2 separate regions of the Homo sapiens genome follow, and region 2 is linked to region 1. Evidence: read pairs that join two places in POLR2A ChIA-PET (ENCODE). Cell type or tissue: Panc1. All regions are shown on one strand. Links, peaks and the distances in the headings refer to the core of each region. The heading gives the core; the rest is flanking DNA.

Region 1 (5,379 bases), core at 103-5,102:
TTTCCTACACTATAAATGTTCTGACAATTTCCCCAAAATAATCAATTTACTTCTCTGAGACTCAATTTATAAATTTTTAATAAATTTATAAATTCAACTGTTACACATCTATATTTTATAAATTCATATTTTTTATAAATTTACAAATTCATATTTTGCAGAGCTGACATCAAGATTATAGGTAATACATGTATGATAGCTAGTAAGGATCCTCAGTAAACAATAAGGATCCAGCAATCCAACCAAAGTGATACCTATTCTAAACTGTTAGAGCATATAAAACTCATATTATTATACTTCCCAGAACCAGTTATATGTGTTCAATTCCTATCTTACTTACTAAATGTTTTTTTTTTTTTTTTGAGACGCAGTCTTGCTCTGTCGCCCAGGCTAGAGTGCAGTGGTACGATCTCGGCTCACTGCCAGCTCTGTCTCCCAGGTTCACACCATCCTCCTGCCTCAGCCTCCCGAGTAGCTGGGACTACAGGCGCCCGCCACCACGCCTGGCTAATTTTTTGTATTTTTAGTAGAGACGGGGTTTCACCGTCAGCCAGGATGGTCTCAATCTCCTGACCTCGTGATCCGCCCGCCTCGGCCTCCCAAAGTACTGGGATTACAGGCGTGAGCCACCGCGCCCGGCCCATTTACTAAATGTTAAGTTCCTTATAATTCCATCTCTTTCAGCACCCAATACAGGGGTTTACATAGAGGAAGTACTCAATATTTCCTTTCTTTTTTTCTTTTTTTTTCTGGAGATAGTCTCGCTCTGTCACCAGGCTGGAGTGTAGTGGCGTAATCTCAGCTCACTGCAACTGCTGCCTCCTGGGTTCAAGCAATTCTCCTGCCTCAGCCTCCCGAGTAGCTGAGACTACAGGCACATGCCACCACGCTCAGCTAATTTTTGTATTTTTAGTAGAGACAAGGTTTCACCATGTTGGCCAGGCTGGTCTCAAACTCCTGACCTCAGGTGATCTCCCCACCTTGGCCTCCCAAAGTGCTGGGATTACAGGCGTGAGCCACAGCGCCCGGCCAGCACTCAGTATTTCTAAGTTCATTTTCTCATTCTGTATCTTTAGGCATAACATATTATAAGAGAATTTTAATCTTTCAAGTAATACTGCCTCCTAGACACAAAGATCATCATTTTAAAAGACTGTATCGGCCGGGCGCGGTGGCTCACGCCTGTAATCCCAGCACTTTGGGAGGCCAAGGCGGGCGGATCACGAGGTCAGGAGATCGAGACCATCCTGGCTAACACGGTGAAACCCCTTCTCTACTAAAAATACAAAAAATCAGCCGGGCGTGGTGGCGGGCGCCTGTAGTCCCAGCTACTCAGGAGGCTGAGGCGAGAGAATGGCGTGAACCCGGGAGGCGGAGCTTGCAGTGAGCCGAGATGGCGCCACTGCACTCCAGCCTGGGCAACAAACAGAGCAAGATTCCGTCTCAAAAAAAAAAAAAGACTGTATCATGCTACACTCTAAAACTATGATGACAGTAAAGGAACACAAAAACAGCTCAGGATCCATTCTAGGTTTTTTAAAACAAAAAATGTTAAGTTATAATCCCAAACATTAAAAGATCCTTTTTTCCTTTCACAGTGCAACTTTTACTAAAGGGTAATAAAGAATCACTCTCTCTCTCTGCTAATGGATTCCAGAGAACTAGAAAGTGCAAGTAAGTGAAATTAATTATAAGAGAAAGAAGTGAAGAAAGAGAGATGAGGGAGAGATCAAGGCCTCAATCAAACACTAGTAAAATTTAAACCCAGCAAACCAAACATTTTCATTTCCTTCATCAAAGAGCCTCTATTTCAATATTTCTCTAAAAACAAGAGAATAAGAATGAAGCATTTTTAAAAACTATCTTTATCTTAGCCAGAAAAGCTTTAATATTTCAAAGCACAGATGGAATTGTTGCCTTTTCTCAAAAGGAATAACTAGGTTCTACTACTTTCTCCCTAAGATGTACATTCCTCCAGTGTTCTATAATTAATATCTGTGGGGGCAGTGGAATTTGAAATCACTACGAAACACAACTACTTTTTGTTTCCTTGACAAATAGATGAGAAAGTCAGTCAAGCTGGTTTGTAAATTGTTCTGTTCTTGGGTAATTTTTATTAGGGTCTCTGAGTTCCTTCAACAAATTAAACCTCATGTATCCTTAATTCTCAATTGAAATTTTAAAACAACTGACCAAAATCTCCCCTTTTGACTTTTAAAAGTACTGCTGTAAAACAATAAACACCTGGAAAAAGTGGGAGGAAAAAAGAGAACATAACTGACAAAAGCCTAGGAGGAAGAAAGAATTTTGATGCAACTATTATTTATTAGTTTAAGAAAGGCAGGAAGCCAAATCATTAAGAGTAAAATCATTCAACCCAAGGAAGCTGATAACAACAAAAAAGAATAAAATCAGTAAGCTTCTACTCCCTAAAAAATTACGCACATACATACACTCGTCCCTCCTCTACAGACAAAACTAACATTAAAGTAATTCTGGGTGGCCTCTGTGAGCAAATTTTAATATTAGTGTTTTTCCACTGCTATTGTAATTTTCCTTTCAAGATACCTCCATGTCACAGAACCATGTGAAGTTTGTCAGTAGTGTTTCACACTTTTAGTTATGGGAATGTTTATTTGCTACAAAATTTACTCTTTAGCTTACTATGGAATTTGGTATAGTAAAATTATGTTTTACATATTGCTTCAAACCCACCTAAGGCCATGGATGAAATCACCCTTCTGCTGTAAGAGACTAAGCAGCTAAAAGGAAGAAGATAACAACTGCTTGGAAAGTCTCACAATACAGACAAAAAGGCTTAATATATACCATTACAATAATTATAGTTTATAATTAAGACAGTTCCATGTTTCGAAACATTGCCAGAAACCTGGAAAAATACCACCTATAACTCTATGAACCTAGAGCAATGGAATGAAAAAAAAAAAAGGTGACTTAGGCATCTAAAGGGGAGGGAGAGGGTGGATAATAACCAATTATAACAGAGCTCCTGCTCAATGAATACAGAAATGCCATTAAGCGTAAACCAAGAGTAAAAATACGCAAGAGACCAAAATAGATTTATTACTTCTTTGGGGGGCTGAGACAAAGTTTACCTTGAACCTCAAAAAGAACCTAAGCCAATAACACACTAGACTAAGTAGAAAGAGTCATCTAAAATACTAGAATGCCCCAACAGCCTTCTGAGAATAGAGAATAAACAAACTTAAAAGTGCTTTTCCTACATTCTCATTCAACAATCAACAAAGACTTCTTTGACCAAATGTATGAGAGTTCTCCCCACACACACCAAGCAAGCAATTCTGCAATGAACACCAGCTAGGTGCCCTCCAATTCAATTCTGACACTGGAAGAGAGCATCAGATCCCACAGACTGAGTGCTCAGTCTCACAAGACTGCCCCCCACTTCCCATGCCAATCACAAATCTCAGGTTAACATTTGCTCTGACCCAACCACCATAAATCGGGGCTCACACAACCCCCTTCTTGGGTTCCATTAATTTGCTTGAGCAGCTCACAGAACTCAGGGAAACACGTTTACTGGTTAATTATAAAGGACATAACAAAGGACACCAATGAACACCAGATGAAGAGATGGAGGGGGCAAGGTAGGGCTAAGAGTGCAGAGCTTCTAGGTTCTTTCTGGGCATGCCAACCTCCAGGAACCTCCATATGTTTTGCTGTCTAGAAGCTTCCCAAAACCAGTCCTTTTGGATTTTTATGGAAGTTTCGTTATGAAGGCATAATTAATTAAACCACTGGCCACTGGTGTTCAGTTTACCCCTTCAGCTCTTCTCCCTTCCCCAGAGGTTAGATGGTAGGGCGGAAAGTCACAACCTCTAGTCCTGCCTTATTCTTTCCAGTGACCAGCCCCCATCCTTAGGCTACCCAGGGGATGCCAACCATCAGTCAACTCATTAGCATACAAAATGACACTTATCACCTTGAAGACCCAAGGATTTTTGAAGTAGTATGCCAGGAAATGGGACAGAGACCAAATAGAGATTTCATAATACCATAGCCTTCTCTCTGGACCTCTTCTATATCTGTACTTGCTGCTCTATCTTACTAGACTTACTTCCCTATCTACACTCTCTCTCTAGTTGATCTCTTCCAGCTTCCTGGCTCTAAAAACAATCCATATACTAGACACGCTATGGTGATTGCTGAACAACTCTATGAATATACTAAAACAATTGAATTGTACACTTTAAATGAGTATATTTTTTGTGAATTATATCTTTAAAAAAGATTTCTTAAAATAGACATCCCAAACCTAACACATCCAAAACTAAATTTCTCATCTTCTTCCCAAAATCTGCTCCACTCACAGCCTTCCCCATATCAATAAATGTCAACTCTTATCTTTCTAGTTGCTCAAGCTAAAAAAAAAAAAAAAAAAAAAGTCATTCTTGATTATTCTCCTCCTCTCTCACCCCACATTTAATCCACCTAGAAATCTGGCTGGACCTACTTTCAAAATAGATCTAGAATTAAATTACTTATCACTTCCGCTGGCCATAACCTGGTCCAAGCCATCAATATTTTACACTGGATTACAATAGCCATCTAATTGGTATCCCTGTTCCAGCAGAAACAAGAATAACCTTTTAAAAACAAACGAGTGCCAGGCGTGGTGGCTCACGCCTGTAATCCCAGCACTTTGGGAGGCTGAGGCGGGCGGATCACTTGAGGTCAGGAGTTCGAGACCAGCGTGACCAATATGATGAAACCCTGTCTCTACTAAAAATACAAAAATTAGCTGGGCATGGTGGCATGCACCTGTAATCCCAGCTACTCAGGAGGCTGAGACAGGAGAATCGCTTGAACCCGGGAGGCAGAGGTTGCAGTGAGCCGAGATGGTGCCATTGCACTCCAGCCTGAGCAACAGAGCAAAATTCCGTCTCAAAAAAAAAAGAAAAAAAAAGAGTTCATCTCCTTTTGCTTAAATGGCTCACCATCTCACTCTGAATAAAAACCAAAGTCCTTACAATGCCTATAAAACCCTTGGTGAATCCCATTTCACCCCTCCCCAACACCACCCACCATAATCTCTTTGAACTCATCCACTAATCTTCATTTTAACAACTCCTTTCCAGTCACAGAAGCTTTCTTGCTGCTCCCTAAACTCACCAGGCACACTCTAACCTCAGGACTTTTGTTTTTTCTGTTCACTTAGTCTTGAACATGCCCACCTCATACCCTCATGTCTATATTGCTTAATATCATACCTCCTTACTCAGATGTCACCTTCTCAGTGAGGCCTTCCCTTACCATTTAATGTAAAACTGCAAACCCCTCTGTTTCCCCCTTCCCTGCTTTCTATTTCTCTAGAGCATTTATCGCCTTCTATTATGT
Region 2 (5,379 bases), core at 258-5,257, 300 kb before region 1:
TATTATTATTATTATTTTTGGTAACAGTCTCCACTCTGTCGTCCAGGCTGGGGTGCAGTGGCACGAACATGCCTCACTGCAGGCTCCACCTCTTGGGCTCAAGGGATATTCTCACTTTGGCCTCCGAAATAGCTGGGACTACAGGCGTATGCCGCCATGCCTGGCTAATTTTTTTTATTTTCTTGTAGAGACAGGGAGTTTCACTTTGTTGCCCAGGCTGGTCTCTAACTCCTGACCTCAAGCAGTCCTGCTTCGGTCTCCCAAAGTGCTAGGATTGCAGGTGCGAGCCATTGCGCCCAGCCCTTTTTATTATTTCTAACCAGCTTTAAATTTTGGCTAATTAACTTTTGAGATAAGATTTGTGACTGCATGCAATTAAGTTTTGGGGTCTTTCATTTTGGTAATAGGTGAGGAACTTAAATGTCTGCCAGAAGACTAAATTCTAGATTTCATTTTCAACTTTAATCTAGAATTTTTGCCTAGTAGAATAGTGAGAAAACTGTGCTGTGATTTCTGAGCTTCTGTACTTCGCTATTTGGGGTAGTGCTTTGGGTTGGTCAAGTAGAATACTGCAGACATAATACCACTGCCCATTCTATGTATGCATCTAATTGTACTATTTATGCTTATGTGACAAATCTTTCTCAGCACTATCACCCTTTTAACATTTTCACTCATAAGAAAGATTTAAGGGAATAATACCAGTCTTAAAATTGTGAAGGTTCACACAAACTTGTTTTTCCTGTTTGTTTTAGGAAAAAATGCTCTTGATAAAGAATTTAAGCAATAGAGGGAAGTATAATTAACAACATTAAAAAAAGAAGAAATCTTACTTCCCAGAAATACTGTAAATATTCTTAAACTTTTTGTTTTTTTGAGACGGAGCCTTGCTCCCTCGCCAGGCTGGATCTTGGCTCTCGGCTCACTGCAACCTCTGCCTCCCAGGTTCAAGCAGTTCTGCCTCAGCCTCCCGAGTAGCTGGGACTACAGGCGTGTGCCACCACACCAGCTAATTTTTGTGTTTTTACTAGAGATGGGGTTTCACCATGTTGGCCAGGATGGTCTTGATCTCTTGACCTTATGATCTGCTTGCCTCGGTGGCATGAGCCACCGCACCCCGCCAAACATCATTTTTTAGTTTAAAACATTCCTTTTTTTCAAAATTACAAATAATTCAGGCATACAAAAATGTGTAAAAAACAATATAATAAACTCTCATGTAACCAGCATCAGCTCTCTCTGCATACATTCAGATAAAGTAGAGCAGATCTGGTGAATTATAGTTATAGAATAGAATATACATATTATGAGTCTACACAGAATAAAAGTTATAATTTTAAAATTGGGAAGTAAGGTAATAAAATATGGGAAGGATATTAACTTGTATCTTTCATAATAAGGAGTCACTTAGACGTTATCTAAAATTGAAACATCTAGTTTTTAAAAATGACCCCAACCTCTTAATAATCTCTTTTTTAAATCTTAGAAAGGAATTTATAGGACATTTGTCCTTTTTTTTTTTTTTTTTTTTTTTGAGACGGAGTTTCGATCTTGTTGCCCAAGGCGATCTCGGCTCACTGAAACCTCCGCCTCCCGGGTTCAAGTGATTCTCCTGCCTCAGCCTCCCGAGTAGCTGGGATTACAGGTATGTGCCACCACGCCCAGCTAATTTTGTATTTTTAGTAGAGACGGGGTTTCTCCATGTTGGTAAGGCTGGTCTCGAACTCCTGACTTCAGGTGATCCGCCCACATCAGCCTCCCAAAGTGCTGGGATTACAGGCATGAGCCACCGTGCCCAGCCACATTTCTCTTTAAAAAAATTTTTTTTTCCTTTTTACTTGATAACCCATAGCCAACATCATGACATATCTCTTATAAGAAACAACTGTTTGAGGCCAGGTGTGGTGGCTCATGCCTGTAATCCTAGCACTTTGGGAGGCCAAGGTGGGAGGATCACTTGAGTCTATGAGTTTGAGACCAGCTTGGGCAACATAGCAAGACCCTCATCTCTAAAAGAATTAAAAGATTAAATGGGCATGGTGGCATGTGCCCGTAGTTCCATCCACTTAGGAGGCTGAGGTGGTAGGATTGCTTGAGCTCGAGAAGTAGAGGGTGCAGTGAGCTACGATTATGCACTCCAGCGTGGGTGACAGAGTGAGACCCTGTCTCAAATTAAAAAAAAAAAAAAAAGAAATGTTTGAAGTTTAGTAATTGTTTCACTTCATTTTTTTTCTGTTAAGTAAAATTATATTTCATTTTACTTTTAAAATTACACATGTAGGCTGGGCATGGTGGCTCACGCCTGTAATCCCAGCATTTTTTGGAGGCTGAGGCAGGTGGATCACCTGAGGTCAGGAGTTCAAGACCAGCCTGGCCAACATGATGAAACCCCATCTCTACTAAAAATACAAAAACTTAGCCAGGCACGGTGACATACGCCTGTAATCCCAGCTACTCAGGAGGTTGAGGCAAGAGAATCACTTGGACCCAGGAGGCAGAAGTTGCCGTAAGCCAAGATCACACCACTGCACTCCAGCCTGGGCAATGGAGCGAGACTCTGTCTCAAAAATAAATAAATAAATAGGCCAGGCACGGTGGCTCATGCCTGTAATCCCAGCTACTCAGGAGGCTGAAGCAGGAGAATTGCTTGAACCCGGGAGGCAGAGGTTGCAGTGAGCCAAGATCGCGCCACTGCACTCCAGCTTGGGTGACAGAGTGAGACTCCATCTCAAAAATAAATAAATAAATAATAAAATAAAATTACGCATGTAGCCTGGCACGGTGGCTCACACCTGTAATCCCAGCACTTTGGGAGTCTGAGGCCCCAAATGAAATGAAATTATATTTCATTTTACTTTTAAAATTACACATGTAGGCTGGGCACGGTGGCTCACGCCTGTAATCCCAGCATTTTTTGGAAGCTGAGGCAGGTGGATCACCTGAGGTCAGGAGTTCAAGACCACCCTGGCCAACATGGTGAAACCCAGTCTCTACTAAAAATACAAAAATTAGCCAGGCTTGGTGGCGGGTGGCTGTAATCCCAACCACTCGGGAGTCTGAGGCAGGAGAATTGCTTGAACCCGGGAGGCGGAGGTTGCAGTGAGCCAAGATCGAGCCATTGCACTCCAGCCTGCTAGCCTGGGTGACAGAGTGAAACTCCATCTCAAAAAAAAAAAAAAAAAAATAGAATGTATGAAATACAGAAGACTAAGTATGGACTTTGGCTCCAGATTCAAACAAAGCAACTGTAAAAAAAAATTTACTAAACAATTGATGGAATATGAAGGCTTACTGGAGTTCTTATTGGGTTGTTTTAGGTATGATATTGGTATTACAGTTCTTTTTTTAAAAAATCCTAATCTCTTGGGGAGAATATGCAGTATTTTTTGGATGAAATTATATAGTAGCTGGAATTTGTACAGAAATAATCTGGGTTTGGGTGGGGTGGGTGGTAAAGATGAAAGATTATATTGATAACTGTTGAAACTAGGTGATGGCTACATAGAGCTACATAATCTCTCTACTTTGTGTATGTTTGAAACTGTTGGCTGGGCATGGTGGCTCAGCCTGTAATCCCAGCACTTTGAGAGGCCAAGGCAGGAGCATCACCTGAGCTCAGGAGTTGGAGACTAGCTTGGGCAACATCGGAAAACCTTGTCTCTGCAAAAAATACAAAAATTAGCCAGGCATGGTGGCATGCGCTGGTAGTTCCAGCTACTTAGGAGGCTGAGGCCAGACGATTGTTTGAGTCTAGGAGGTTGGGGCTACAGTGAGCCATGTTCACACCACTGCACCTCTACTGCAGCCTGGTTGAGTGACAAAGGGAGACACAAAAAAAAAAAGGAAGGGAGGGAGGGAGGGAGGAGTTCAATCAAAAATGTTAAAAAAAAATTGGGGTTGTGTTTTCTTACCACATTACTCAGTTTTAGACAATATCCTACTGACTCCCTGTAGTGAAAGATGATGAAATCAGTACTCTTCGCAGTTTCTTCTATCTCTACTCCTCAATACTTTTTTTTTTTTTTTTTTTTTTTTTTTTGAGACAGAGTCTCTCTTACTCTGTCGCCCAGGCTGGGGTGTAGTGGCGCGAGCTTGGCTCACTGCAACCTCCACCTCCCAGATTCAAGTAGTTCTCCTGCCTCAGCCTCCCAAGTAGCTGGGACTACAGGCACATGCCACCACACCTATCTAATTTTTTGTATTTTTAGTAGAGACGGGGTTTCAACATGCTGCCCAGGCTGGTAATATTTTGTTGAGGTTTATAACATATATATCATACTGTTGTTCCATAATTCACACAAACCTTTGCTATGAAGGGACGCCCCAGAATTGGGGTTGGGAGAGAAGGAGATGGGAAAATAGGTTGATGGGTAGAAGATACATGTATTTTATGTATACAGAAAAGTTTGGTTGTACATACACCCATATGATCATAGGGTAATGGAATTTATGGGTGATTTTTATTTTTTATGAATTTTTTTGTTTTCAAATTTTCTACAATGTGTATATGCTAGTAATCAAGGAGAGAAAAGCTATTTGACCACAAAAAAAAAAAATCTACACTTACCTAGTTTTGCTCTTCTAAGGTTTGAACGTAACATAATTGCTTGTGTTTCTAAGTCCGTTTTAAATCATTGGAAGCCAGGCCAGGTGGCTCACATCTGTAATCCTAGCTACTTGGGAGGCTGAAGTGGGAGGATCACTCGAGGCCAGGTCTTCAACACCAGCCTGGGCAACATAGCCAGACCCTATTGCTACAAATTTTTTTTTTTAATTAGCCAGACGTGGTGGTACACACCTGTAGTCCTAACCACAAGGGAGGATAACTCAAGCCCAGGAGTTTGAGGCTGCAGTGAGCCATGATTGTGCCACTGTACTCTAGCCTGTATGACAGAGTGAAACCCTGTTTCTCTCTTTTTTTTCCTTTGAGACAGGGTCTCACTCTCTTGCCCAGGCTAGAGTGCAGTGGCATGATCATGGCTCACTGCCCCCTTGACCTCCTGGGCTTGAGGGATCCTTCCACCTCAGCCTCCTGAGTAAGTGGGACTACAGGCATGTGCCACCACACCTGGCTAATTTTTAAAATTTTTTATATAGATGGAGTCTCAGTATGTTGCCTAAGCTGGTTACGAACTTTGGACTTAAGTGGTCCTCGTGCCTCAGCTATCCTCCCGCCTCAGCTTGGCAAAGTGCTGGGATTATAGGTAGGAGCCACCATACCAGGCCAAGACCTCATCTCTTTAAAAAAAAGAAAAAGGCCGAGTGCGGTGGTTCACGCCTGTAATACCAGCACTTTGGGAGGCCAAGGCAGGTAGATCACCTGAGGTCAGGAGTTCGAAACTACCCTGGCCAACATGGTGAAACCCTGTCTGTACTCAA

The links. ChIA-PET counts read pairs that join two places held together with the same protein. Peaks named below come from ENCODE experiments on the same cell type or tissue, not always from the same donor. Only the 100,000 strongest peaks of a DNase experiment are listed, where the experiment ranks them.
Region 2: POLR2A ChIA-PET joins it to region 1 with 5 read pairs; 5 of 35 experiments call an interaction of 5 or more read pairs at or near these places.

What each region holds. Positions count from the first base shown.
Region 1 is chr1:150,372,581-150,377,959 of GRCh38, reverse strand. All of the region lies in intron 1 of RPRD2 (regulation of nuclear pre-mRNA domain containing 2), which reads right to left. Among named protein-coding and RNA genes, the nearest start is that of RPRD2, 11 kb to the right of the region's middle. In Panc1, for the core only: no CTCF peak of the experiment used is centred there; no DNase peak of the experiment used is centred there; H3K27ac peaks cover 560 bases.
Region 2 is chr1:150,674,440-150,679,818 of GRCh38, reverse strand. The region is part of intron 2 of GOLPH3L (golgi phosphoprotein 3 like); the gene reads left to right. Among named protein-coding and RNA genes, the nearest start is that of GOLPH3L, 20 kb to the left of the region's middle. In Panc1, for the core only: no CTCF peak of the experiment used is centred there; no DNase peak of the experiment used is centred there.